2 separate regions of the Homo sapiens genome follow, and region 1 is linked to region 2. Evidence: read pairs that join two places in POLR2A ChIA-PET (ENCODE). Cell type or tissue: PC-9. All regions are shown on one strand. Links, peaks and the distances in the headings refer to the core of each region. The heading gives the core; the rest is flanking DNA. Region 1 overlaps EPS8 (EGFR pathway substrate 8, signaling adaptor). Region 2 overlaps EPS8 (EGFR pathway substrate 8, signaling adaptor).

Region 1 (2,921 bases), core at 262-2,761, 140 kb after region 2:
ATTATTGGGGGTAGAGAAGAACTAAATAAAAAATGGCCAACAGAAACTGGAGAGAGATTTCTTCAGAAAAGTAAACTGTAGTAAATTAGTGTTACAAAGAAGTGATTTTCAAAATGTCTGCAGGGAGTTAAAGGAATTACAAAAGTCTTGTAAAAGGCAACAGTATTTTGGTTTTTGACACATATCTACTTTTGGAGAAAAGTGGTTTTTTTTTTTTGGTTTTTTTTTTTTTTGAGACGGAGTCTTGCTCTGTCGCCCAGGCTGGAGTACAGTGGCGCAATCTCGGCTCACTGCAACCTCTGCCTCCCAGGTTCAAGCGATTCTCCTGCCTCAGCCTCCTGAGTAGCTGGGATTACAGGCGCGTGCCACCATACCCAGCTAATGTTTTTGTATTTTTAGTAGAGACAGGGTTTCACCATGTTGGTCAGGCTGGTCTCAAACTCCTGACCTGATGATCCGCCTGCCTCGGCCTCCCAAAGTGCTGGGATTATAGGCGTGAGCCACCTGCAACCGGCCTAAAAGTTTTAACAGAGAAAAAAAATACTCTTCAGCAGTTTGTTTTAGTGTTTAAAAAAAGAAAGAAAGAAAGGAAGTTTTGGCCTGGCGCAGTGGCTCACACCTGTAATCCCAGCACTCTGGGAGGTCGAGGCGGGTGGATCACCTGAGGTCAGGAGTTTCAGACCATCCTGGCCAACATGGTGAAACCCCGTCTCTACTAAAAAATACAAAAAAATACAAATAAAAAATAGCTGGGCCTGGTGGTGGGCACCTGTAGTCCCAGCTACTTGGGAGGCTAAGGCAGGAGAATCACTTGAACCCAGGAGGCGAAGGTTGCAGTGAGCCGAGCCGAGATTGCGCCACTGCACTCCAGCCTGGTGACAGAGCGAGACTCCATCTCAAAAAAAAAAAAAAATACAAAATATTAGCTGGACATTGGGAGCTAATGTGGGGCTCCTGTAATCCCAGCTACTTGGGAGGCTGAGGCAGGAGAATTGCCTGAACCCAGGAGGCAGAGGTTGCAGTGAGCAGAGATCGTGCCATTGCACTCCAGCCTGGGCAACAAGAGTGAAACTCTGTCTCCAAAAAAAAAAAAAAGGAAAGTTTTAAGAAAAAAAGAATATAATAATGACCATGAAACCCTTATCCGAGTTAAAGCTAAATGAAATTGATTTTCATCCAGGCTTAAGCATATAAAGTAAGACTCTATGGGGTCATTCAAACATATGTCTAACTCGATTCTTTGAAATAAGCCAAAATCACTCAGTCATTACTACCAAAAGGAATTAGTCTAAATTCTATAAGTATCCATAACTACATTTGCTCTATCTTTAAACAGCAGGTCTCACATTTTAAGATTCTCAGATTTATGCTTTTCACAAATTCCACAAGCCAGTCAAATAGCCATCTCTGATGTTTAAATATATATATATGATGACAATGATGATGGTGGTGGTGAGAATGATGATGGAGACAAATAATGACAGCAACTAACAATGTGTGTGGGCCTGGCAAATAGCACCTAAGAACAAGAGATTGCATGACTACTTCTAATATTCTACTCAAAAAATAACTGTATGGTGAAGGAAATCTAAATAATATTGTTCAAAATATATCAATGTTAATAAGAAGTTTACAAATTGGAAGGTAAATTAAATATGGACAGAACAACAGAGTTCATCCCTACCATTTTCACAAATTATTTCTACAGAAGCAGACTAGTTCTACTAAGGTCTAGTAACTACTGTTCACCAGTGGAATTTTATGCAGAAAAATGTTTCTGCTATGAAATGTTTTATCTTGACGCTTTCTATTCTAAAGCCACAACAGGTTGCACACAGAAAAAAGCCGTTAAATGACACAGTGGCATAAAATGAAACCCTCCTCTAGGAACACCCTACTGAATGGAACACAGGAAGTTGACAGTATCAGGTCAGTCTTAGGCCATAAAGAAGTACTTTATTATCCTCATTGTTACTCTATTTTCCAAAACAGTGAACTAAATGCCCTATTTTTCCAATACATTAAAAAAGGCTTATATTCACCCACCTCTCTCAACACTAAATATTTGTTTCAAACTGAGATATGTCTTCTTCTCTGCTAAACATGGTTGTTAGAATAAGGAAATTGAAATGGTTGGTGGCAACAGCTCTCCTTCCAGGAATACCTGTCAAAATACTCATTTGTCAGTTTTAAGCTGTCTGGAAATCTGTTTTCCCAACAGGATTTTGCAAAGCAAAAACATTTCAAGTGGAAAAATATATTACAAAGTTGTCTTTCCCCAGAGAATAAAATAGATATTTTTGGTTGTTATTTTACAAATAAAGTTTTCCATTCAATTTAGAATAATGTAAAGAAATGTTAAGTATTACCTTAGAAACTGGAATTATGCTTTTCTTCCATTGCAGTTAAGAATTAACCTAAGTAAAAACCAAAGACTTACAGAATATTAGAGTTGGAAGAAATCTGGGAGATATCCAATTTTTAAAAAAACTGTTCTGGCTTATACAGTTAACTATTGAATAATAATAAAAGGAGGGAAATGAGATTTAAGAATTTTAAGGCTGGGCACGGTGGCTCACGTTTGTAATCCCAGCACTTTGGGAGGCCAAGGCGGGTGGATCACGAGGTCAGGAGTTCAAGACCAGCCTGGCCGATATGGTGAAACCCTTTCTCTACTAAAAATACAAAAATTAGCCGGGCGTGGTGGCGGGCACCTGTAATCCCAGCTACTCGAGAGGCTGAGGCAGGAGAGTCACTTGAAACCAAGAGGCAGAGGTTGCAGTGAGCTGAGATTACGCCACTGCACTCTAGCCTGCAAGAGACTCCATCTCAAAAAAAAAAAAAAAAAAAAAAAAAAGAATTTTAAGAGCAGAGGTAGTGAGATAAGTTCCCCAACAAATTACCCTAAGTTGGGTGTGTAG
Region 2 (2,921 bases), core at 135-2,634:
TATATACATAGGTACATTATGTTCGTTGTTTGTTTTCACTTTCAAGAAATAAGAACAATCTAATTAAGTTGGCAAGTGACAATAACCTGGTCACTTAGGGAGCTTTTTGTGACCAATGTTCTATGATTTTTCCCCCCTAGGGAAAGGGTTTTAGAAAGTGTTTGGTGCCCCTGGGAAATAAGGGAAAGTGTGAATAGTTAGTGTTATTTCAGTCTAATTTTTTTTAATGCCTCAAGTATCTAGGAAATCTTTTGAAGTAATCAAAAAAGGGGAAAAGGGGAGGGAGGGAGGGAGGGAGGAGTAGGGGGTGCTAGAGAGAGTAAGAGAGAATACTATTGATTGTTACATTTAAGTATACATTATGTGCATTTCATTAGCTACCTTTTAAAAAATCACTACAACAAACTGTCAAACAGCATATGAGTGCATCTCAAAAGAATAAAAAATAAAATGTATCACCACACTAAAAGATTTGGTTTCTCATCTGCTGACTTAGTCAGTATATCAATCATCACCAGTCCACAGCATAGTTTTCTTCCAGGAAGGACAAAAAAACCTCCACCTAACATGTTCCTGGGCTTTTGCTTTCCATTTCCAATGTTCTAACACACAACAGCAAACCAGAATAACTTTACACCTTTCTAAAGTAACACTCTGATTACAAAAGATTAAATTCGAATAAAAGGACTACCATTTCAAAGGAAATGGGAGAAATACAAAGCAACTAAAGTTTGGCATCTTAAAAGCGATAAAAGGAGAACCTTTTGGGATCCTGCGATAAAACAGCCTGAATAGCTTCTATGACACAAGGCTTCACAGTTATTTTGAATAGGCAACACACAGACTTCCACAAAAGGGCTTCACTCTTGCCACTTGCTACGTTGTAAAAACAGGCATGTTGGCTTTTTTCCCCTGTTCATAGCTGCTACTTGATAGATTTCTATGAGTATTTACTTCCTAGTTCCTTTCATTTTATTTTTACCAGAAGTTTAGGCAGTAAGCAGAGAATGTGGGTAGATGAGTAGGCATATTTTGAGAGAAATTTGGCTATCAATAAACACACACTGAAATATGTGCTACTGTCTGGTTCTAAAAGAACATTAAGCCCCAACATTCATTCAGAGAAAAACTGTTCTGCAATAAAGTTATCAAGAAATATTTGTTTTATAAAAAGAAATATATTTATTTAATGCCAAACTGTATTTTTGAGATATTTTAAAAAGGAACTTACATAAGTTGCAAATATATTGTAAGATTTTTAATATTCTAAGGAAACAAGTATGTGTGTTAATTTTGGGAGAGATGTTTATATTTTATACACCAATGCCACCCTTTTACTTATGAAAAACAGACTTCAACATGATGAGTCACAATTATCAGGAGAGTTCTCTATCTTTAAAAGTATGCAAACTATGCCTCTTTCCCACTAGGTTATTCTTGGTTTCTCAGCGTGAACAAAGAACAGACTGTCCTAACCCACACACTGCTCCAAATGGGGACTGGAGGCCGATGAACTTTGATCCTAGCTAGGCCTGGATAAAGAGTCCCACCGTGTCAAAGATGACTGTGCTGACGTCTCTACGGAGGGAAATGCTATAAACTTGTGGGAAGAATAAAGAAGAGAACAGTCATTTCTAAGAGGAAGTTTTCTCCTTAGGGAACTCAATAAAAATATTTATAGAAATTTCTCATCTTAAAACTATGTCTTTAGTGTATTTGAAAAAGAAAACTCTTTTTAAAAACTCCACATAATTTTAAAAACTTAGTAGCATATTCTATTTTATTATGGTTCTACACACTCACGCACACAGTTGTTTTTGCTGTACAGAAAGAGCTAATCACTTTTCCAAAACTTCATTTTTCCTTTAGTTTCCTGGCAAGATAGATATGACAGTCATTTAAATTGGACATACCGTGGGAGAAAAATTAATGAGTAAAAGTAGGCTTATGCTTATTGCATTTAACCAGAATTTTTAGAATTGTTAAATAGTAATAGTTTTAGTGTCTTTTTTATTTTTTATTTTATCAAGAATGTCCACAACTGAACAGATGTGGCAATAACTTACTGACGTGAGAAAAACAGTAGGATGAAAATGGGAGTGAAAGATTCAGCCATTTAGTTTTGAACATAAATAGAAAGCATCCAATCTCAGCTATAAAGTTAATAGTTCCATACTGGTATCTGGATGTCAGAGATGAGTTTTAATACGATGACTAATTTGGGAATCATTCTTTTCCCAACAATATAAATAGTATTGAAAGAAATGGAAATAGAATGAACTACAGTAAAAGTATGTTTATGTGGAAAACGAAGGCAGAACCCTAAGAGAGGCCCACATTGAGGGAAAGATAGATATCCATCTCTCTCTCTCTGTCTCTCTATCTCTCTCTCACTCACACACACACACACACACACATACACACACACACTTCATATACTTTTGTCATATTGGGGAAATATGAAATATCTTCATAGCTCTGGTTTTCCAAGAGTTTTTACACATCAAGTATAGGTAAAGCCAAGTAACTTTATAATACGTTTAAAACACCAAATTTGGAGATTAAATTGACATGCCATATACTACAAGGTTAAACAAAATTTATCTTAAAACTACCTTCAGTTTTCAAAATATCTACACTGCTATTCACCAATAATACAAATAAGGATAATCCAAAGTTGGTCATAGTGTCTTTTTAGTTTACTTAAATATGGTTTTCATAGAAACCATTTATATGAAACATCAAATTTCAAGTTATGAAAATATGGCACTGAAGTGTAAGTCACATGAAATTTGAATTTGGAGGCTAAATCTGAGACTACTATTGGCAGGTGATTATATTAACATAGTGTGATTGTGCAGCTACTGTGAATAGCAAACAAGAGGAAGAGAAGTAGGAAGGTTATGATGATGATGATGATG

Evidence for each region. ChIA-PET counts read pairs that join two places held together with the same protein. Peaks named below come from ENCODE experiments on the same cell type or tissue, not always from the same donor. Only the 100,000 strongest peaks of a DNase experiment are listed, where the experiment ranks them.
Region 1: POLR2A ChIA-PET joins it to region 2 with 5 read pairs; 2 of 35 experiments call an interaction of 5 or more read pairs at or near these places.

What each region holds. Positions count from the first base shown.
Region 1 is chr12:15,765,599-15,768,519 of GRCh38, forward strand. All of the region lies in intron 1 of EPS8 (EGFR pathway substrate 8, signaling adaptor), which reads right to left. Among named protein-coding and RNA genes, the nearest start is that of EPS8, 22 kb to the right of the region's middle. In PC-9, for the core only: no CTCF peak of the experiment used is centred there; no DNase peak of the experiment used is centred there; H3K27ac peaks cover 396 bases.
Region 2 is chr12:15,627,810-15,630,730 of GRCh38, forward strand. The region is part of intron 18 of EPS8 (EGFR pathway substrate 8, signaling adaptor); the gene reads right to left. Among named protein-coding and RNA genes, the nearest start is that of EPS8, 160 kb to the right of the region's middle. RefSeq lists an enhancer at 1,446-1,590 and a cis regulatory region at 1,511-1,524. In PC-9, for the core only: no CTCF peak of the experiment used is centred there; a DNase peak (open chromatin) is centred at 1,492; H3K27ac peaks cover 2,500 bases.